2 separate regions of the Homo sapiens genome follow, and region 2 is linked to region 1. A link is an interaction called in ENCODE POLR2A ChIA-PET data of the cell type or tissue named here. Cell type or tissue: Panc1. All regions are shown on one strand. Links, peaks and the distances in the headings refer to the core of each region. The heading gives the core; the rest is flanking DNA.

Evidence for each region. Peaks named below come from ENCODE experiments on the same cell type or tissue, not always from the same donor. Only the 100,000 strongest peaks of a DNase experiment are listed, where the experiment ranks them.
Region 2: POLR2A ChIA-PET joins it to region 1 with 13 read pairs; 6 of 35 experiments call an interaction of 5 or more read pairs at or near these places.

Annotation. Positions count from the first base shown.
Region 1 is chr17:29,554,149-29,564,738 of GRCh38, reverse strand. ABHD15 (abhydrolase domain containing 15) reads left to right here. Exons shown (of 2, transcript NM_198147.3): 2 at 1,653-4,192. The coding sequence ends at 2,178. Among named protein-coding and RNA genes, the nearest start is that of ABHD15, 7.6 kb to the left of the region's middle. In Panc1, for the core only: no CTCF peak of the experiment used is centred there; no DNase peak of the experiment used is centred there.
Region 2 is chr17:29,488,418-29,501,667 of GRCh38, reverse strand. It overlaps TAOK1 (TAO kinase 1), which reads right to left. Exons shown (of 20, transcript NM_020791.4): 9 at 11,911-12,004; 10 at 9,803-9,884; 11 at 5,941-6,108; 12 at 3,147-3,350. Among named protein-coding and RNA genes, the nearest start is that of ABHD15, 72 kb to the left of the region's middle. In Panc1, for the core only: no CTCF peak of the experiment used is centred there; a DNase peak (open chromatin) is centred at 6,407.

The DNA of each region.
Region 1 (10,590 bases), core at 213-8,212:
GAGACTACAGGCACATGCCACCATGCCCGGTTAATTTTTGTATTTTTCATAAAGATGGGATTGTGCCATGTTGTCCAGGCTGGTCTTGAATGTCTAGACTCAGGGAATCCACCCGCCTTGGCCTCCCAAAGTGCTGGGATTATAGATGTGAGCCACTATGCCTGGTCAGAGATTAACATCTAATTTCAACTGTCTGAGGCTGGATTGAGCTATTCAAAAGACGGAGCTGCTCATCCTGGCCTCCTTGTCAGGATGCCAAGCCCTCTCCAGGGGTCTAGAAACAGCAAAGATGTTCCCTGTTACCCAAAGCAGTTGCTCTGAGGCCCCCATTTAGGAATCCACCCAGTAAATTAATGACCAACTCAATTGCTTCCTCTGCCAGGCAGCACACTCTCTAGGAATATCTGCCCCAGGTATACCTGATCAACATCACACTCATGTGACATTACCAGGACAGGATGTTAGTTTAAAAAGCAAAAATAAAAACAATGAATGCAACCTAAAGTCAAATGTGAATTATTAGCAGAGGTGTCACCTGCTGGTTTGGATACTCTGAGCAGCAAGTTCTTCTAGGAGCAGTTTAGTAGGTTACAGTTCATAGCAAGTTCTCCACAGAGGGCCAGAAGTTGAGGTTAGGAGAACTGTCAGCAGCTGTGAAGTCAAATGCTGCCCCTAGGGCACATAGACAGGTGCAGTGATGCTGTGAATGACAGGCCTAGTGGGCACCGTCACACAGGAAGGAGGGAGGAACCCATTGTTGTGCTGAGAAATGCCCACCCATGTGGCTGGATCTTCCCACTTCCCTAGAGAAGCCAGACACCTGCATTTTATGTGAAATCTTCTAATTTTATTATTTTATTTATTTATTTATTTATTTTTTGAGATGGAGTCTCGCTCTGTCAGCAGGCTGGAACGCAGTGGCACGATCTCGGCTCACTGCAACCTCTGCCTCCTGGGTTCAAGTGATTCTCCTGCCTCAGCCTCCCAAGTAGCTGGGACTACAGGTGTCCGCCACCACGCCCAGCTTATTTTTGTATTTTTAGTAGAGATGGGGTTTCACCGTGTTGGCCAGGATGGTCTCAATCTCTTGACCTCGTGATCCACCTGCCTCAGCCTCCCAAAGTTCTGGGATTACAGGCATGAGCCACCGCGCCTGGCCACTTTTATTATTTTATATTATTTTATTTTATTTTTTGAAATGGTCTCTCTGTGTCACCCAGGCTGGAATGCAATGGTGCAATCATAGCTCACTGCAGCCTTGACCTCCCAGGCTCAAGCAGTCCTCCCACCTCAGCCTCCTGAATAGCTGGGACTGAGCCACCATGCCAAGCTAATTTTTTTTTTTTTTTTTTTTAGAGATGGGTTTTCGCCCTGTTGCCCAGGCTGTTCTCAAACTCCTGGACTTAAGTGATCCACCCACCTCGTTGGCCTCCCAGAGTGTTTGGATTACAGGCGTGAGCCACCACAACCAGCCTTATCTGGTTTTAAATGATGGCCATGAAATTAAACGTTTTCGAAGCCCTAAATGGCCAAAGAAAGCCTCTGTGGACAGATCTGGCCTGCGGGCTGTCTGTCTGTCTCATCTGCTGTCACCTGATGTTCTCATTCTTCCCTCTCTTTCCCACCTTCCCCACTAAACACCTCGCTGCCAGGTATGCCACAGCCCTGGAGGACACTGTGGACACCAGCAGACTGTTCAGGAGCCGTTCCCTTCGAGAGTTTGAGGAGGCTCTCTTCTGCCACACCAAAAGCTTCCCCATCAGCTGGGATACCTACTGGGACCGCAACGACCCGCTCCGGGATGTCGATGAGGCAGCCGTGCCTGTGCTGTGTATCTGCAGTGCTGACGACCCCGTGTGTGGACCCCCAGACCACACTCTGACAACTGAACTCTTCCACAGCAACCCCTACTTCTTCCTCCTGCTCAGTCGCCACGGAGGCCACTGTGGCTTCCTGCGCCAGGAGCCCTTGCCAGCCTGGAGCCATGAGGTCATCTTGGAGTCCTTCCGGGCCTTGACTGAGTTCTTCCGAACGGAGGAGAGGATTAAAGGGCTGAGCAGGCACAGAGCTTCCTTCCTTGGGGGCCGTCGTCGTGGGGGAGCCTTGCAGAGGCGGGAAGTCTCTTCCTCTTCCAACCTGGAGGAGATCTTTAACTGGAAGCGATCATACACAAGGTGAAAGACCTGGCCTGAGAACCCCCAAGTCCTGCAAAGAAAAACAGAGCTGGGCAAGGGGGAGTCCTGGAAAGATGGGGCGGACTGAACAGAGGGAGCTCCAGCTCTGTGCTCCTCATTCAGTCCCTCTCTCTTAAATTGGTGCCTTGAAAGAGAAGGAACGTCCTGCGAGCCTGCACTCACTTCATCCTCAGCAGAACTCCTGCCTGGCCTCTGCTCAACATATCCCTACTCATCCGGTCAGCAGCGGCGCGTTCCAGTCACTGTCACCTGTCACTGACATCACAAGCCAAAGGATAGCACTTTTTCAATCCATGGACTCAGGAGAAAATGCCCTCTTACTGGCAGTGGCTAGAGGGATGAGACGTTTGTGTATGTCACTGGGCAGTGACCCCGATTCTCAAGCTGGAGCCATTTGATGTCATGAGGACAGGATGTTTGTGTCTCGGCCCCACTTCCCTCATTTGCTCTGTGGTTGTGGCGCCCTGCTTTGACCGAATGCTCTGGCAACTGCGGCAGCAGGCTTGTGTGTGTGAGAAGGGCGGCAGAGGCAGTGGGGCTGGCTCGCTGAGGGCTGAGCAGGTAGAGAATGTGAATGTCCATCTCAAGGAATGCGAAGTTCCAATCTCTCAGAGGAGCTCTGCAAGTCTCAGCTAGGAATGGGGCTGATCTGGCCCCCAAGCCTCACTGGAGAGATCCCAAGGGTATTTTACAAATAGGAAGCGCTCTCATGCAGGATCTGAGGGCTTTGCTAGACCATGGTTCAAGGAGTCAGAATCTTGGCTACCCTACATGCTCCCTCTGGCACCATTTCAGGGGATTACTCCAGAGAGCTGCAGCCAGAACTGTTTATCTCCTGAGATATGGACTTTCTCTAAGTCAGGAAAAGCACAAACCTCATAACTTAGGTGTTTTCTGGTTGGTTGCTCCCTTTTCTGATCCTACTACTGGCCTCTCCCTTTCCAGAGCCAGGAGACACATCTGGGACCAGAGGAAACAAAAGCACCAAGAGGTTGACTAGAGCTGACCAGTGATTTACAAATATTTCATATTCCAATGCTTCGTCTGCTCAATTATTCAAAAGGCCATCCCTGTAAAGGCAGAAAAGCTTCCTCTTAGATCTGGCCACTCAGCAAATAAGTGGGTATTTGGTTTTATGAAGAATAATGCTGAGGACTAGAGATATAGTATATCAGAGATAATATATAGTATACAGGTTGATCTAAATATTCTGGTTTGGATTAGGCAATTAAAATTTTTTTGGCAACAGGACATATGTTTCCATGTGTTGCTAAGATTCAAAAACTTTGCCCTGAAGTTTTATTTTAATCGTCATTGAGAAAGAGGGCTCCTGTTCTGACCTCAAAAACAGCAAAGCTGTTGTAAAGAAGAGAGCTGCTTATACGAAAACCCACATTCCAAGACTTGGTATAAGGTATTCCTGAGGCCTTGATTTCAGGTTTGGATAATCTTGCCCCAGATTCTAGATCTTGTTCTTCTAGATCAAATCAGAAGAAACTTTGAAATAACTCCAAGAATCTGCACTGAAATGTAGACAGCACTCGATAATCTAAGGGACATTATCTTGTTGTGAAAAATTATCTCCCTCCTGGCTGGGAGCGGTGGCACACACCTATAATCTCAGCACTTTGGGAGGCCGAGGTGGGTGGATCACGAGGTCAGGAGATCGAGACCATCCTGGCTAACACAGTGAAACCTCATCTCTACTAAAAATACAAAAAATTAGCCGGGCGTGGTAGCGGGTGCCTGTAATCCCAGTTACTCAGGAGGCTGAGGCAGGAGAATGGCGTGAACCCGGGAGGCGGAGCTTGCAGTGAGCTGAGATCGCACCACTGCACTCCAGCCTGGGCGACAGAGTAAGACTGTGTTTCAAAAAAAAAAAAGAAAAGAAAAATTATCTCCCTTCTCCCCACTTCTTGTTTCTCCTCCTCCATATTCCTCATCTGACGTTCTTTTGCCGTTTCTAAGCAGGATAAATAAAAAGGAACTGAAATTAAGCTGCTCTACTGCCGGTGAACAACAGCCTTGGTGTAAGCCTTGGTGAGGGAGATTTACTGCCATCTGGCCATCCGCTACCACCAGCTGCCCTCCACATCTGGTACAGTGAGGATTTCAGTTAATTAGGGTCCCGTAGTCCCAGTTGCCCTGCAAAATGGGAAGCAGCCTAGTGGTTTTTAAACCCTAAGGCTTAAAGAGTCCCTAAGGGTGAAAATCTGCATAGTTTCTCTAGAAACTATCCAGATAATGCAAGATTCTGGTTCTTCAAGAGAATAGCTTTTGGAGAAATAGTGGTTGGTTTTCCTTTCCCTTTTGATAGGAAAGAAAGTTTTCCAGGGAGAGAAATGTATAAACTTTGTAGTTACAGTCAGAAGAATGGCAGAATCAGCCCCAGTTCACGTTCCATTAATTCCTTTGAACCCTGAACTCTAGTGACCCGAACCCTAAAGTATTTCTCTTCCGTGGCCCTTGTGCCAGATGCACCCACTGCATATCCCAAGAACATTCTCTGATTTTCCCATTACTACTTGAAGACTAGGGCTGAAATGCCTGTTTTGTGCTGAGAAAGTGTAATTTCTGTTCAAGCAGGAAAGATTTGGATGGCCCTGTCCTTTAGCCTAATGATTCAAGAATCACACAGGTGAATTCTGCTTTGGTAAATAGCTAATTGTGTGAAGCCAGCTGGAGGAGCCCCAGGCACACTGTTCTGTGAATGGGTGGCCCTTGAACAAAATGGCAAGTTATGAGTTTGAGGAAGCAAGAAACAAACAACAAAACCAAACAATAGGCGGGGCACAGTGGCTCTCACCTGCAATACCAGCACTTTGAGAGACTGAGGTGGGAGGATCACTTGAGGCCAAGAGATCGAGACTAGTCTGGCCAACATAGCAAAACCCCATCTCTACAAAAAATTAAATTAGCTAGGCATGGTGGTGCACCCTGTAGTCCCAGCCACTCGGGAGACTGAGGCGGTAGCACTGCTTCAGCCCTGGAGGTCGAGACTTCAGTGAGCCCCTCCCGAACACCTAAGAACCACTGAGTTGGACTTTCCAGGTGGTGGGTCTTCAGTAATCTTCAGGCCTCATTACTTGCTTGCCTCCTTTTTGGTGTCCGTTATTTACCAACACCTTCAAATGGTAAGATAAAAAAATGAATACAAATAAGGAAACGAGCCAGGTGCAGTGACTCACTGCAAAGTGCAGTAATCCCAGCACTTTGGGAGGCCGAGGCAGGCAGATCATTTCAGTCCAGGAGTTCAGGACCAGCCTAGCCAACATGGTGAAATTCCATCTGAGTGTGGTGGCACACGCCTGTAGTCCCAGCTACTTGGGAGATTGAGGTGAGAGAATCGCATGAGCCTGGGAAGCAGAGGCTGCAGTGGACCGAGACTGCGCCACTGCACTCCATCCTGGGCAACAGAGCAAGACCCTGTCTCAAAATCATAATGAAAACAATAAAGCAAAAACAAAAAGCCAATGACTAAAGGGAGGCATTAATTCAGAAGTGGCAATTGAGTCCTCTGTCTCTAGCCATGGATCAGAATGCAGAAAGCAGACAACTGCTTCTGAAATTTTCTGTGAGTTCTAAGTTCTGATCTCTGATATCAAGATTGTGCTAAGCTATAACTTAATTCTCATAATTTAGTATTTTATGTATTTATACATAGATTTCCAGGGTGGCTTGGCTGGAGATGACAGTATGAAAAATACAGCACTAAATTCTCTGAGAAGACATCATCTCTGTTTTGAGTGACGATATCCTAAGACTTGGATACTGATAGAAAATAGGTCTTGGCCGGGCGCAGTGGCTCACGCCTGTAATTCCAACACTTTGGGAGGCCGAGCCGTGTGGATCACCTGAGGTTGGGAGTTCGAGACCAGCCTGACCACCATGGAGAAACCCCGTCTCTACTAAAAACACAAAATTAGCCAGGTGTGGTGGTGCATGCCTCTAATCCCAGCTACTTGGGAGGCTGAGGCAGGAGAATCACTTGAACTCGGGAGGTGGAGGTTTCGGTGAGCCAAGATTGCGCCATTGTACTCCAGCCTGGGCAAGAAGAGCAAAACTCCGTCTCAAAAAAAAGAAAAAAAGAAAGGAAATAAAGAGAAAGAAAAAGAAAGAAGAAAGAAAGAAGAAAGGAAAAAAAGAAGAAAGAAAGAAAAAGAAAGAAAGAAAAAGAAAGAAAGGAAGGAAGGAAGGAAAGAAAGAGAAAGAAAGAAAAAGAAAGAAGGGAAGGAAGGAAGGATGGAAGGAAGGAGGGAGGGAAGGAAGGAAGGAAGGAGGCCTTGGCCAGGCATGGTGGCTCACACCTGTAATCCTAGCACTTTGGGAGACTGAGGTGGGTGGATCGCTTGAGTCCAGGAGTTTGAGACCAGCCTGGGCAACGTGGTGAAAACCTGTCTCTACAAAAAATACAAAAATCAGCTGTGTATGGTGGTGCATGCCTGTAGGCCCAGCTACTAGAGAGACTGAGGTGGGAGAATCACTTGAGCCTAGGAAGTCAAGTCTGCAGTGAGCTGTAAACATGCCACTGCACTCTAGCCTGGGCAGCAGAGCAAGACCCTGTCTCAAAAAAAGGAAAGAGAAAAGGTCTCAAAACAAGGAAGTGTCACCTTGGCTTTATACATAACCTCAGAACCACCTAGAGTCAGAAACTCCTCTGTACTCATCTTCCATCCCAAACCACAAGGTCCTTTCTCAATCAGTCACCTTTAGTAATGAATGCCAAGGTATCTTCCTTTAGAGATGAATTTTAGCATGAATTCCTCTCCCTGCTTAAACAAGCAGATACACTTGGCCACTCTGGTAGAACTTGGTAACAATGCCAATAAAAGGAGTATTTGTGATTCTTCAGTCAAGCCAGAAAGGATGACACCAGAAATTGCTTTGACTCATTATCACAATTTGCAGAGATAAGAGTGCATTCAGGAAGGCTTGAGAAGTTATACATAGGGAGTGTCCAAGTACTCAGAGATTAAATGAATGCCTCAGGAAACAGTAAGTCTCACATCATCAGTGGGATATTCAAGCTAGACTGCCCCTTGGCACATATCATGGAGAGAACATGTGGCAAGAAATGAGGATGAACTAGATCAGATATCCAGTTTCTTCTCATCTAAGGTCTGTGAATTAAAATAAATAATGCTAATGATCTTAGTGTTTGTAACAACTTAAGGTGGGTTTCTGGGCTCAAGGATCAGAAAACCACAGACCTGACTAGGATCCTGGGAGTTGAGAGATAACATAAATTTTAATGAAAATAACCCTGCCAAAGTGACCAGAGTGAGTGTGTGTGTCTGTGGTTTTTGTTTGTTTGAGATAAGGTCTTGCTCTGTCACCTTGGCTAGAGTGCAGTGGTGCAATCTTGGCTCACTGCATCCTCAACCTCCTGAGCTCAAGCAATCCTCCCGCCTCAGCCTCATAAAGTGATGGTACTACAGGCATGAGCCACCACCATTCCCAGCCCAGAGTGTTTTGTTTTGTTTAGAGAAAGGGTCTTGCTGTGTCACCCAGGCTGGATTGCCCAGTGGTGTGATCATGGCTTACCACAGCCTCGACCTCCCGAGCTCAGGTGATCCTCCTACCTCAGACTCCTAAGTAGCTGGGACTACAGGTGTGCACCACCATGCCTAGCTAATTTTTGTATTTTTTGTATAGATAGGGTTTGTTACTATGTTACTCAGGCTGGTCTCGAACTCCTGGGTTCAAGGGATCTTTTCACCTCGGCCTCCCAAAAGTCTGAGATTATAGGTGTGAGCTACCACACCTGGCATCAGAGTATATTTTTAAGATAGCCAATGATTATGCTCTAGTCGCACTTGCTCAGAGGAGCTAAAGGTTTTTTTTTATTGTTGTTTGTTTGTTTGAGACGGAATCTCGCTCTGTCGCCCAGGCTGGAGTGCAGTGGCACCATCTCGGCTCACTGCAAGCTCCGCCTCCCAAGTTCACGCCATTTTCCTGCCTCAGCCTCCCGAGTAGCTGGGACTACAGGCGCCCGCCACCACGCCCGGCTAATTTTTTGTATTTTCAGTAGAGACGGGGTTTCACTGTGGTCTCGATCTCCTGACCTCATGATCCGCCCACCTCGGCCTCCCAAAGTGCTGGGATTATAGGAGTGAGCCATCGCACCCGGCCGGAGCTAAAGTTTTGAAGGTAAAATGATACTTCATTGAAACAATAAGACACTCATGCATCAAAAGTAAGTCTCTAGTCCCTCTAGTCTTACCTTGTAATAATGCAATACCTTGCCTTAGTATTTAGTATGGTTGAACAAAAAATTTCTCTCCAACTTATTTGTCTCTGAATAGTAAATCAGTCTCCCAGTAACACTGGAATGTTATTATTTTTTAAATCTCCAGAAACAAATATGTGCTGTTTGTCTTCTGAAGTCTTCTGTGTACTAAGCCATGCTTGCCTACTGTGGCGTTTAGCAGAGCCTCAGTGCACATTCTCTAGCCACTGGATGTTGCCTCACTTTTGTAGATCTAGCCTCGTGTGGCCTAACACTAACCAGCAGCAGCTCTGTTTAATCAATAACCAGGTCTCCTGTTCTGGGCTAATAATTTCCCAGCAGGCGCACAATTCCCTGATCATTGATGGTGCCTACAACAAATATATTATTCAGTGGGCAAACAGTGTTTGTGTGTTGATAGGATACTGAAGTAATAGTTTGGAGATGTGGGTTCCAGTTTCTACTTCATCTATGACTTAAGTGACCCTGAGAAAGTTATTTTATGAGTTGTTCCATATGAAAAGACTGGGAATGTGTATAGGCCTTAATTTATAAGGTCTGTTAGGATATAATGAGATACTTAATAGCAAACAGATCCCATTCTCCAAGACTCTAATTCCTCAGCCATAGCTCAAAGACCTCCATGATGAAGGGGCATCTGCTTTCAAATCACAGTCTTTATTCTCTGATCAACATCTTATAAGGCTAAGAAGTTCCAGTTATTAATTGCACTGCAAAGTTGGGAAGGGCCTGGAAGAGCAGCACCTTTGAGCCTCACAGGTTGGGTTTGGGTTGCCCAGTTGAGGACAAACTCTCCCCATCCCCACCCCCATATATGTACACACACACTGATACTATGTCACAGCTAATTGGTTTCACATCAATTTTTGTCAAAAACCATCTGCATTTCTATTTCTTATAGATGGTCAGAGACGATGTGACTTTTAAGATCTCATGGTTAGTGGTGGGGCTAAGACCAGACCCAAATTAGTGCTCTTTATGCCATACATTATTTGCCTTTTCCTAATCACTGTCTGAGATGATACTAAACAATGTCCATTTTGGACTCCAAAATGTAAAGGATTTTAACAAAAAGGTGGGGGTTTCAGGGTATCTCTCTTCAGAGCTGCCGGGGTGCACAACTGCATGGGGGGAGCCATGCACGTTATCTACAAATGGCACCCTTTAAATTTCACTGCACAGCCTGCACAGAGCTAACACCCTCAGCAGCCTTCTCTCCCTGTATCCGTTAAGAACAAGTACCTGAAAATAGGGTAGCAAAAGGTAAAGTCATTAATTGCCCAGGACACATACAGGAAGACCCTGATTCTGCAGCTGGCGAAATGTGATGTAGGTGATGGCATAGGGGCTGTGAAGCTAGCTGACAATCGTGATTAATTTTTTTTTTTTTTGAGACAGAGTCTCACTTTGTTGCCCAGGCTGGAGTGCAGTGGCATGATCTCAGCTCACTGCAACCTCCGCCTCTTGGGTTCAAGCAACTCTCCTGCCTCAGCCTCCCAAGTAGCTGGGACTACGGGCATGCGCAACCACACCCAGCTAATTTGTGTATTTTTGTAGAGATAGGGTTTCTCTATGTTGGCCAGGCTGGTCTCAAACTCCCGACCACAAGTGATCCGCCTGCCTTGGCCTCCCAAAGTGCTAGAATTATAGGTGTGAGGCACCGTGCCCGACCTCCCATGACTAATTTTATGTTCAAATTTCTTTTATAGTCAGGTAGGATAGATTTCAAATTCTAAGCATAACTCGAATCTTTCATCCCACTGTAATTTGAAGAACCCAATTGTGAGGAGAAAACAAAGAATCTTTTTTTAGAGACGGAGTCTCCTTATGTTGCCCAGGCTGGACACCAAACTCCTGGGCTCAAGCAATCATCCCACCTCAACCTCCTGAGTAGGGGGGGATCTATAGGCATGAGCCTCTATGCCCTAGAAATCTTGTTTTTTAACCCCATTGAGTTAGTCCAAATTCAGGTGGGTATATTGAAAATACTGGAGATGAGGTCTGGGATCTAATCCTGGCTCTGCAAGGCAAAGTCTAGCTCTGTCACCTAGGCTGGAATGTAGTGGTATGATCATGGCTTACTGCAGCCTTAACCTTCCAGGCTCAAGCAATCCTCCCACCTCAGCCTCCCAAGTAGCTGGGACT
Region 2 (13,250 bases), core at 2,962-10,961, 66 kb after region 1:
AATATAGTCAATGTTTTAAATAGGAGTAGCAGAAAATTAATTGCTCAAAGGCTCTTGGGTTTTGGAAGCAATGGAGCTATCTTTTTAATACTTCTGCCATCTGTCCAAAATAAGCAAAAACAAAAACAGTTGTAAAAAATTGAAGGACTGATATCCTTCCCTGAACTCAATTTGTTAGCTGAAGAGAACATCAGTTAAGTAGCAACCAATTAATTGTGGGAATAATCTTTTTTTTTTTTTTTTTGAGACAGGGTCTCCATTTTGTTGCCCAGAATGCAGTGCAGTGGTATGATCAAGGCTAACTGCAGCCTTGATCTCCCAGGCTCAACTGATCCTCCACTACTCAGTGTGCCTCCACTACTCAGCCTCTTGAGTAGATGGGGCCACAGGCATATGCCACACCTGGCTGTTTTTCTTTTCTTTTCTTTTTTTTTTTTTTTTTTTTTAAACAGATGGGGTCTCCCTATGTTGCCCAGGCTGGTCTTGAACTCCTGGCCTCAAGTGATACTCCTGAATCAGCCTCCCCAAGTGCTGGGATTATAGGAATGAGCCACAGTGCCCAGCCCATTTTAACCATTTTAAGTGGTATTAATTATACTCTCAATGTTGTACAGCTATCACCTATTACTTCCAAAACTTTTTCATCAACCCAAACAGAAACTCTGCATCCATTAGCAATAACTCTCTATTTTGACCTCCACCCAGTCTCTGGTAACTCCTAACCTACTTTCTGTCACTATGAATTTGCCTATTTTAGATATTTTATAGAAGTTTAATTATACAATATTTGTCCTTTTGTGTCTAGGCTTTTATCACTTAACATGTTTTCAAGATTCAACCATATGGCAGCATGTATTGGAACTTCATTCCTTTTTATAGCTGAGTAATATTCTACTGGATGTAAAAACCACAGTTTTTTTTTTTTTTTGAGACAGAGTCTCATTCTGTCACCAGGCTGGAGTGCAGTGGCATGATCTCGGCTCACTGCAACCTCTGCCTCCTGGGTTCAAGCGATTCTTCTGTCTCAGACTCCTGAGTAGCTGGGATTACAGGTGTGTGCCACCACACCTGGCTAATTTTTGTATTTTTAGTAGAGACGGTGTTTCACCATGTTGGCCAGGATGGTCTCAATCTCTTGACCTCATGATCCGCCTGCCTCGGCCTCCCAAAGTGCTGGGATTACAGGCGTAAACCACTACACCTGGCCTATAAACCACAATTTGTTAATACATCCGTTGATGAATAATTTGGGTTGTTTCCATCTTTTAGCCATTGTACCTACTACTTTTAGATAATAACACAAGCTGTGAAGTGAAAAAGGAAGCATTCCTATTTTTTGTTTGTTTGTTTTTTGAGATACAGTCTCACTCTATCACCCAGGCTGAGGTGCAGTGGTACGATCTTGGCTCACTGAAAACCTCTACCTCCTGGGTTCAAGTGAACCTACCACCTTAGCCTCCTGAGTAGCTGAGATTAGAAGCATGCACCACCATGCCGAGCTAATTTTTAAATTTTTTTGCGGAGACAGGGTTTCACCATGTTGCCCAGGCTGTTCTCCAACTCCAGGCTCAAGCAATCTGCCCGCCTCAGCTTCCCAAAATGCTAGAATTACAGGGGTGGGCCTCTACTCCCAGCCTTAGCATTCCTGTTAATTGTTAAAAGGAGTTACCTGACTTTCCAGTATTTTTCAGAAGATTTAACATTTTATATTCAAAAGGGTAAAGAGTAATGCAGCAAACACCCACATTTCCTAAACCCAGAATCTACAGTTTTCTACAATTACATTCAGCTTTATTTTTAAGATATACACTGGGTGCAGTGGCTCACGCCTGTAATCCCTGTACTTTGGGAGGCCAATGCAGGTGGATCACCTGAGGTTGGGAGTTCGAGACCAGCCTGGCCAACATGATGAAACTTCTTTGCTACTAAAAATACAAAAAATTAGCTGGGCATAGTGGTGCACACCTGTAATCCCAGCTACTCAGGAGGCTGAGGAACAAGAATTGCTTGAACACAGGAGGCAGAGGTTGCAGTGAGCCGAGATTGCGCCACTGCACTCCAGACTGGGCAACAAGAGCAAAACTCTGTCTCAAAAAAAAAAAAGAAAGAAAGAAAGAAAGAAAAAAAGATATAAACGTCTTGGCGCAGTGGCTCACACCTGTAATCCCAGCACTTTGGGAGGCTGAGGCAGGTGGATCACTTGAGGTCAGGAGTTTGAGACTAGCCTGGCCAACATGGTGAAACCCTGTCTCTACTAAGAATACAAAAATTAGCCAGGCAGGGTGGCACACACCTGTAATTCCAGCTACTCAGGAGGCTGAGGCAGGAGGATCGCTTGAAACTGAGAGGTGGAGGTTGCAGTGGGTCAAGATTGTGGCCACTGCACTCCAGCCTGGGTGACAGAGTGAGACTCCGTTTCAAAAAAAAAAAAAAAAAAAGATATAAACATTATGGATAACATAAAATTCACTTTTGATCATCACTCATCCCAACCATTTCTCACTCCCCAAAGGCAACCATTATCATTTTATGTGTATCCTTCCTATTTTTTAGTATTTTATTTTTCATGTAAATAATGTCAAATAATATATTTGAAGTTTCTGTACTTTTTCTTCTAATATTTTGAAATAGTTCCACATTCTTTTTGTATTCTCAAAACATGAATTTTCCAAATGGAGATAACAGGTTAGGAGTTAACAAGGCTTTTTCCATTAAAAAATGTTCCAAACTTTTTTTTTTTTTGAGATAGGGTCTCACTCTGTCGCCCAGGCTGGACTGCAGTGGTGGGATCTTGGCTCACTGCAACCTCCACCTCCCAGGTTCAAGCGATTCTCCCACCTCAACCTCCCAAGTAGGTGGGAGTATGGGAGTACAGGCACGTGCCACCATGCCTAGCTAATTTTTGTATTTTTAGTAGAGACAGGGTTTCACCATGTCGGCCAGGCTGGTCTTGAACTCCTGGCCTCAAGTGATCCACCCGCCTCGGCCTCCCAAAGTGCTGGGATTACAGGCATGAGCCACTGAGCCCAGCCATGTTCCAAACTTCGGGAAACTTCCTTATCTTCCTTCTTCCTTCTCTTAAACTAACAGATGAAGAAAACAGTTTACCAACATTGAATTTCTTTCATTGAAATCCAAATACTCACTGGTTTTAAATGGATAACAGAACTGTTAGACATCACTGTGTGGTCTCCCTCCATCATGTCTAGCTCACTCTTGTCATCTGAGACATCTGGAAGACTGTTAACACTACTGCTTTGGCTGCTGGCACTGATGGACATGCTGGGAATGGATTGATTACTTCCAACACTATTAACTGTTCCTGTCCGGCCAACACCATGATCTTGTTCCTAAGAGAAAAGGACATTCAGTTCAGTTCAAATATTAATATATATCTCTCTCTTCTGAATTCTTGACTATAAGCACCTAGCATACCACTTGGCAGACAGTCTCAGAAAGTTGGTCTATCATGAGAAATTGCTTTTATTTTCCAAGACCAGGAAGTTTATCAACTGTTAGTTTATTGAAAAACAAAAATGACCAACAAGTAAATCACAAAAAAATTCAACCAACTGTCTAAAACAAAGTCAGCTGATCAGATTTGGGTGATTTTCAAAGTACAATATTTTATCTAAATTGCTTGATATTTTAAAATAACCATTTCTACAGTACATCTCATGGGGTATATATAGAGATCCTGCTCATTTCTCAATAATTCTTGGTTAATACAAATCTCTCCTTTTAAAAAAAAAAAGCACTGGCTATTCTGGGCACAGTGCCTACGGCGTAGCCCTGCTCCATAAGGAGCATTTAAAAAAAAATAAAGTACTAGAAACTTCATTGTAGTTGTTATTCTTCTTTATTAAATCAGCCTTTCATAAGTAGATTCTTCTTTCTTCTGGAAAACATAGTCTCTAGATTACCTTTCTTGTCTTTCTTTTTTTTTTTTTTTTGTATTTCAATAGGTTTTTGGGGAACTCTAGATTATCTTTTTACCACCAAATAATTTAACATTAATTCCTACCTCTTCTTGTGTAAACTAACAATTACATATTATATTGTTTCAAATCACAATCATAAGAATGTTTTTCTGATGTAAACGGGCAGCTGTAGTATCTGGGCACTAACATTACAGTAGTCTTACCATACCAGAATTCTTTAAGATATGCAGAATTTAATAAACACAGACACATATATAGATAGGGACTTTTCTTACATCCCCAGCCTAACACAGATGTTGTTAACAATTTAACTACATAGAATTTTATTAATTTCACTTTATTAAAGTATTTCACATATCTGAAATCATCCCAATTTTCTAGTGACTATCATTAAGAACTAAAAATAATCCCCAAACCAAAAATTGTAAGTTTATAAAGTCTTATATTTGACAGTTCATTATTTATTTAGTGACATTAAAAAGAGAAAAGAAAGTATTGAGCACGGTTTCAGAATACAAAGTGGTCTCTCTCGATGGAAAGCAATAGAAAAGAATAAAATTTTATGAATTCTGACGGGGCAAAGAAGAAACAAAATATTTAGAGGGAAAAAATAGCTTTACACATAATATACTTAATATGTATATTGCTTCATGAGGAAGTTCTGTAATACTTCTATAGCAAATCTGTATTTCCATTCTCCCTAAGAGGCAACACAGAACTTGGCCTTGAGAGTAAAAGAGGTATGAATTTGAACCCATGTTCCTCTACCTACAGTGAGCAACTTAATTTATTCTGAGCCTTGCTTTTGGTATCTGTAAAATGAGTATTTTAGAACAGTGTAGGCCAGGTGCGGTGGCTCACACCTGTAATCCTAGCACTTTGGGAGGCTGAGGCAGATGAATCACTTGAGGCCAGGAGATGGAGAACAGCCTGGCCAACATAGCGAAACCGGTCTCTACTAAACATACAAAAAATTAGTTGGGCGTGGTGGCGCACCTGTAGTCCCAGCTATTCGGGAGGCTGAAGGGGGAGAATTGCTTGAACCCGGGAGGTGGAGATTGCAGTGAGCCGAGATCGTGCCACTGTACTCCAAACTGGGCTACAGAGCAAGACCCTGTCTTTAAAAAAAAAAAAAAAAAAAAAAAAAGGTGTAGATGGAATGAAATCAAGTTTCTTTGGTGACACAGTCGAATGCCTACTAACTTTCTCATGACTTCTGAGAGAGTACATTCAACCTTCACATTCTGTAATTCAAGAACTTCCAAAAGCACATCATATGGAACTGGACAATCAGTCAAAAAAGGGCTCAGGCTGGGCACAGTGGCCCATGCCTGTAATCCCAGCACTTTGGGAGGCCGAGGCAGGTGGGCCACCTGAGGTCAGGAGTTCAAGACCAGCCTGGCCAATGCGGTGAAACCCCGTCTCTACTAAAAATACAAAAAATAAAATAAAATAAAAATTAGTCAGGTGTGGTGGTGCGCGCCTATAATCCCAGCTACTCGGGAGGCTGAGGCAGGAGAATCGCTTGAACCAGGGAGGTGGAGGTTGCAGTGAGCCGAGATCATGTCATTGCACTCCAACCTGGGCAACAAGAGCAAAACTCCGTCTCAAAATAAACAAAAAAATTAAAAAATAAAAAAACAGGTTCAGTGGTCAAGAAATTAGAGAAGGCCTAGACTAAACAAAGATGAACAAGTTTCTTTAACGAAGGACTTCTCAGAACCTTCATTATGACATTGTGTACCATAAAGGGGTTGGATTTAGAGCATGCAATCTAACATGATTAAAGACTTAAAAAAAACTTTTTTTTTAACTTTTCTTATTTCTCCAAGAAAAAAGGACCTTTTTTTATTCCTAACTGGGATTTTATAGGACCAGTGTTGAGAAAATACAACCTGGAAACCCTTGGTATATAAGGTAAATTATGGCAGGGCAAGCTGCATAAGGAAAGAAACCAAAAGTGAAAATTCAATATTGGAGTCATTTTTTTATCTCTTACCTCTTCTTCTTCCTGTGCTTCTACTGCTGGTCCATTATGTGCCTCCTGGAAAAGGAGTTTCTTCATCTTTCGATACTGCAGATTGTCCAGCTCTCTTACTGCATCCTTTGTCCTCTGAATGAGATCTATTAACACGGTTTCAGGGCGCTCCCGAAGAACAAATATGTGCTAGATAGGGTAGAAGGTAAAAGGTTGATTTTTTTTTCAATTAGTGACAAGGTACTCCTTCTCAGACCCTAGAGATAATATCCTATGATAGATAATGCATGTAATCTATAGCTATATAATTCTGTTAAATTTCTTCTATTTATAAAATTATCATTTACATACATATACTCTGTGCATACATAACTATTCTTTTTCTTTATTTTGAACATAATATTTTTGTTGGCCAACTAAAAATGCAGAGTTAAAATAACTGAAGGGTCTAAACACTAAGAATTAAGTCCAATCAGAGCTCTCAAGGTTTACATATTCTAAGAACTGATGATTTCACACAAAAGACATGTTCAGCTCTGAGTCATATTTGTTTCAACAGGAATGTATTTAATGATGGTGAATTATGAAAGATGAATTTAGACACTAGATATTGGGTTCCTTTATATGCTGCGTGAACAATATTCTTTATAAAATACTAACACAGACTAAAAGCCATTAAATTATTACTTTTTTATTACTAGCATTTAATATAATTTCACCTTATCAAATACAAAAAGTAGAAAAAAACAATTCCACCATTATGATGATCACAGTTACATTGTAATATACTTTTCATAAATTTTCTATGTATAAAATGTTTTGTAGATACATAGTTAGCATGTAAATTCCAGAAAGACATATTCTGCCATCCCTTGAGTTCTACGAAATATCCTTGAATTCTTTTTTTTTTTTTTTTTTTTTTTGAGACGGAGTCTCCCTCTGTTGCCCAGGCTGGAGTGCAGTGGCGCGATTGCGGCTCACTGCAACCTCTGCCTCCCGGGTTCACACCATTCTCCCGCCTCAGCCTCCCAAGTAGCTAGGACTAGAGGAGCCCGCCACCACACCCGGCTAATTTTTGGTATTTTTAGTAGAGTCAGGGTTTCACCGTGTTAGCCAGGATGGTCTCGATCTCCTGACCTCGTGATCCGCCCACCTCGCCCTCCCAAAGTGCTGGGATTACAGGTGTGAGCCACCGCGCCCAGCTATCCTTGAATTCTTAAGACAACTTTTACCTCCTTTGTTAGCTCAAATTTATTTCTTTTTTATGCAAAGAGTTGTAACTATGAATCACAGCCCACTGTAACCTCAAACTCCTGGGCTCAAGCAATCCTCCCACCTCAGCCTCTCAAGCAGCTAGGACTACAGGTGTGCACCACCATGTCCAGCTAATTTTTATTTTTTGGGGGGTGGGGGGTAGAGTTAAACTCCTGGCCTCAAGTGACCCTCCCACCTTGGCCTCCCAAAGCATTGGAATTACACCACTGCGCCCAGCCTCTATACACTATTTTATTCAATTTTCACAGTCATAAGTATTATTATTTTAGCTGGGCGCAGTGGCTTATACCTGTTATCACAGCACTTTGGGAGGCCAAGGCAGGCAGATCACTTGAGGCCAGGAGTTCAAGACCAGCCTAGCCAATAGTGAAACCCTAAAAATATAAAAAATTAGCAGGACGTGGAGGCATAGGCCTGTAATCCCAGCTACTCGGGCGGCTGAGGCACGAGAATCACTTGAACCTCAGAGGCAGAGGTTGCAGTGAGCTGAGATCATGTAACTGCACTCCAGCCTGTGCGACAGAGCAAGACTCTGTCTCAAAAACAAAAAAAAAATAATTATTATTATTTCAAACTCATAAACATAATGCCTGTAGAATATTTCATCAAATGTTTGTGCCCAAATCACTTAACCATTACTCTAATTTGGGGCAGCTATTTCTAATTTTTAATTCCATGATAAATAGCTTCATACATTAAATTTTTTTATTAGTTTTTTTCTTTATGATAGACTGCAACAGAAATGTAATTAGTCCAAAAGATAAGAAGCTCATGATAACTATTTCCTATCATTTCAAATAGGGCTGTGATAATATACACTAGGGGCCAGGCAAATGAATACTATTAATATATGCAGACTTAGGATCTAATCACCAAATACTAGTGGGCTGGGTTACTACTACCTGAGTTAGAAAGGCTTCTTTTGCTTCTATTTGGCAAATGTAAGAAGCCAGTCACATTCTTCCTTTTTTTTTTTTTTCGAGATGGAGCTTCCTCTTATTGCCCAGGCTGGAGTGCAATGGTGCGATCTCAGCTCACCACAACCTCTGCCTCCTGGGTTCAAGCGATTCTCCTGCGTCAGCCTCCTGAGTAGCTGGGATTACAGGCATGCGCCACCACGTCCGGCTAATTTTGTATTTTTAGTAGAGACAGGGTTTCTCCACGTTGCTCAGGCTGGTCTCGAACTCCCAACCTCAGGTGATCCACCCGCCTCGGCCTCCCAAAGTGCTGTGATTACAGGAGTGAGCCACCGCGCCCGGCCATTCTTACTTTTTCTTTAGTTTGATGTGTACCACTATTTACAATATTGTCTTCTTCTTTCTTTCTTTTTTTTGGAGACACAGTCTCACTCTATCGCCCAGGCTAGAGTACAGTGGCACGATCTTGGCTCATTGCAACCTCTGCCTCCTGGGGTTCAAGCTTTTTGTGCCTCCGCCTCCTGAGTATTTGGGACTACACGAGTCCACCATCACACCCAGCTAATTTTTGTATTATTAGTAAAGACAGGGTTTCACCATTTTGGCCAGGCTGGTCTCAAACTGCTGACCTCAAGTGATCCGCCCGCCTCGGCCTCCCAAAGAGCTGGGGTTACAGGCGTGGGCCACCGTGCCCAGCCTACTATTTACCATATTGTTTCATCCAAAAACATAAAACCTTATATTTATTTATTTTTTATTTTTTTGAGAAGGGGTTTCGCCCTTGTTGCCCAGGCTGGAGTGCAATGGTGCAATCTCGGCTCACCACTACCTCCGCCTCCCAGGTTCAAGCGATTCTCCTGCCTCAGCCTCCCGAGTAGCTGGGACTACAGGCATGCGCCACCACGCCCAGCTAATTTTTGTATTTTCAGTAGAGACGGGGGTTTCAGCATGTTGGCCAGGATGGTCTTGAACTCCTGACTTCGCGATCGGCCTGCCTCAGCCTCCCAAAGTGCTGGGATTACAGGCGTGAGCCACCGCGCCTGGCTAAGCTATGTTTTATCAACTTTGAAATAAGACATTGTTCCACATGAATTAAAATTTATAACTCATGATTATATTCTTGCACATATTAAGTATTGAGCTATTTGAATACTTAACTACATATTCTATTTAGACATGGTAAGAGCAGCTAATCAATTTGAAAAACAAAATACAAAAATTTAGTATCTAAGAAAAGTTATCAGAAACAACGGCATAAAAAACTAGTATTTTATTAAAAACTAGTAGAGTATACTTAATCCTAATTCAGAATCAAATAATAAAACACATTCTTTACAATCATTTCTTAGGGGTAAGAACAAATTTAAAGTATAATGGAACTGGTGGCTCATGCCTGTAATCCAAGCCCTTGAGAGGCTGAGGCAGGTGTGGATCACTTGAGCCCAGGAGTTCGATATCAGCCTGGGCAATGTGGCAAAGCCCCACTTCTAACAAAAATACAAAAATTAGCCGGGTTCAGTGGCATGTGTCTGTAGTCCCGGCTACTTGGGAGGCTGAGGTGGGAGGATCGCTTGAGCCTGGGAGGTCAAGGCTGCAGGAGACGTGATTGTGCCACTGCCACTCCAGCCTGGGTGACAAAGTGAGGCCTTGTCTTAAAATAAAATAAATAAATAAACTATAATAGAACTGACCTTTAAAAGTTCCTCTGATGTAGGTCGATCTTGAGGGATTTTCTGGAGGCAAGAATCTACAAAGTTGCGAAAATAATCAGACCTATTGTAAAGGAAAGTATCAAGTGAACACATTGCTATTTCCTTTAAAAATACATTCACAAATCAAGACACGTGCCTATTGGTGGGAGGGGAAATGGAAAGGGAATGATTAAAAAAAAGCAGAGACTATACAGTTTCATATAAGTCTATGAAGATCTATCTAAAGCAACCAATGAATGTTCACCATTTTCCAAAGATAAATTCACACAGATTACTTTAAAATCCTGCTCCTACATATTTAAATATCACAACTCATATTACTATATCGAGGCAAAATGAGGGAAGCCTATCTACTTTTTTTTTTCTTTCAAACCCAAGATAACATTCCTTTCTATTTTCCTTTTTGCTAAGCCTTTCTTATAATAAGCTCTTTCTTATTTGCCCCTTGGATCTTCTTCTATATAGCATGTTTCAGAATATCACTCTATCTGCTCTGGAGAGAGTGTTTTTATACCTGAGTATTTGGTGCCCCTGAGCAAATGGATAAGACTTCCATTAAACCTAGAAAACCAATTAAGATATTTTTAAAAACGTTAGAAGTCTGTAACACATTATTATATAGTGTTATTGACAAGAGTTCAGTAAGGCAGTAAATAATTACTCCATCAATGTTTGTCTCCAATATTCAAATAAGATTTTAAGTTCCTTGTAGGCAAGAATTCTTTTATAAATCTCCAAGTCTCAAACACAGTGTAAAGACAGTCTGTGTTCAATATATTTTTTACTTATATGTATCAACTATGGTTTCAATGTTTTTGTTTCTCCAAAACTGATGTTGAAACTTAATCTCCAGTGCAACAGTGTTGGGAGGTGGGGCCTAATGCGAGTTGTTCAGGTCATGAATGGATTAATTCTGCTATAAAAAGGGCTTGTGGGAGAGGGTTCTCTCTCTCCTGCTCTCTGCCATGTGAGGACACAATGTTTCTCCCCTCCAAAGGATGCAGAGTTAAAGGCACTATCTTGTAAGTAGGAGGACCAGGTCCTAACCTGCCAGTGCCTTGGTCCTGGACTTCCCAGCCTCCAGAAAGTGAGAAATAAATTTCTGTTCTTTATAAATTACCAAGCCTCTGATACTCTGTTACAGCAGCACAAAATGTACTAAACCATACCATAACACTAAACTCAGTGTCAAAAGATTCGTTCTATATAATTCTAAACACAAAGTAGAGTTATATAGAAAGAATCTTTTGGCACAGAGTTTTAGCATTATTAGTTTACTAGAGTTATATGGCACATTCTTAAGTGGCAAAGACTTATATGAATGTGCCATAATTATGTACTCTTTAAATAATTAAGTACCCCTAATTTATATGTCTGTGAATTTCAAAATATTTATTAAATATGCTAAATATCCCCCTAGAATTTATCGAATGCTAGGTACACCTGAGGAATTAATTTTCTACTACAGTTTTATACTGTTGATAAAAATCCTAGTTTTCTAAAATTGTCAATCTGTTGTCCATAAACCTCTTTACATGAATGAACTAAATTTTAACAAATCAAGGAAGTCCTAGAAGGAATATCAGATAAAACTGAATAACAAATATGATAATTAGAGTGATCCCAATATTTTTAATTACCTGGTAATTTTGATAAAGTCAAATCATTTTACTTATATTTTTATATCATATAAATTATAAACCATCCCTCCAATCAAATATCACTATAGGTTGTAATAATACATATATTTTAGTTATAAAATATTAATGCTTAAATGCTATTTATTATTTAATTAGGATTAGGTATTCCTAAATTTAAAGAGAAAGTAAAATACAAATTCTTGTAAAATGAATACTTTTTGCATTCATGTGACATCATCCATCCTTTTCTGAACTCAGTTATACGTATGCCATGAAATGGAAACATGATAAAGAATAAATATATTTAAAAGGGTAAAATACATCTATTTTAATATCTTATAAGGTGATACATTTTACCTAACTGAAATTAAATCACTTTGATAACAGATTATGAAAAAGCATTTCATTTATTCAACACTGAGCAATATATATATTAACAATACTCACCATTCATTAGACTGTAGTGTAGGGGATTCATTTTGGGCTATGTGATATAAGGCACTCATTGCATTCATATTAAATAAAGGAGGCTTCCTTTCCGCTGTAAAAGAAAGGAAACATTCCTGTTAAAATAGGTTCCAGGGGTACTCAAGTCCTGGGCACGTTTTTCCTTTTTTTTTTTTAAATGATTTTATTTTGAAACAATCTTAAACTTACACAAAAAATTGCAAGTAGAGTTCAAAGAGCTTTTTTTTTATTTTTTTTCTGAGATAGGGTCTTGCTCTGTCACCCAGGCTGGAGTGCAGTGGCACAATCTCGGCTCACTACAGCCTTGACCTCCTGTGCTCAAGCAATCCTCCCACCTCGGCCTCCCGAGTAGCTGGGACCACAGGTGTGCACCACCATGCCCAATTAAGTTTTGTATTTTCTGTAGAGATGGGGTTTCACCATGTTGCCCAAGATGGTCTTGAACTCTTGAGCTCAAGTGATCCTCCCAACTCAGCCTCCCAGAGTGCTGGGATTACAGGTGTGAGCCACTGCACCCAGCCTCCAAGAACTTCTTCAAGTGAATCAATTGAGAATAAATTGCTGACCTGAAGCCTCACCATACTTAATATATACTTGAGTGTATATTTCCTGTAAAGAAGAACATTTTCCTAAAGCATCGTAATACATCCATTAAATCAGGTCATTTAATAGTGATATAAGACTACACTACATTCAAACTACATTCAAGTTTCATTCAGATGTCCCAATAATATCCCATGTAGCAATAATGAGCTTTGAGTATTGTTAATCTTCAAGGAATTTGTTCATTTTATCCAAGGTGTCAAACTTATTGACAGAAAATTGTTCATATTTCCCCATTACTCTTTTAATATCCGCACTGATTTTCTCTACTGTTTTTCAGTTTTCTATTCAACTGATCTCTGCTTTGATCTTTATTATCCTCTACCTTCTGCTTATTTTGTGTTCAATTTGCTCTGTTTTAGTTTAAGGTAAAAGTTGAAGTCATGACTTTGACAAATTGAAGTATGGTCGCCTTTCTGTATCTGTAGGTTCTGCATCCACAGACTGAACCAACCGAAATATTTCAACCATAGACTGAAAATATTTGGCGAAAAAAAATTGTTTTAACAATTAAAAAATTAACAATTATTATTATTATTATTATTATTATTATTATTTTTTGAGATGTGGTTTCACTCTTGTTGCCCAGCCTGGAGTGCAATGGCACGATCTTGGCTCACCACTACCTCCGCCTCCCGGGTTCAAGCGATTCTCTCCTGTCTCAGCCTCCCGAGTACCTGGGATTACAGGAGTGCGCTGCCACGCCTGGCTAATTT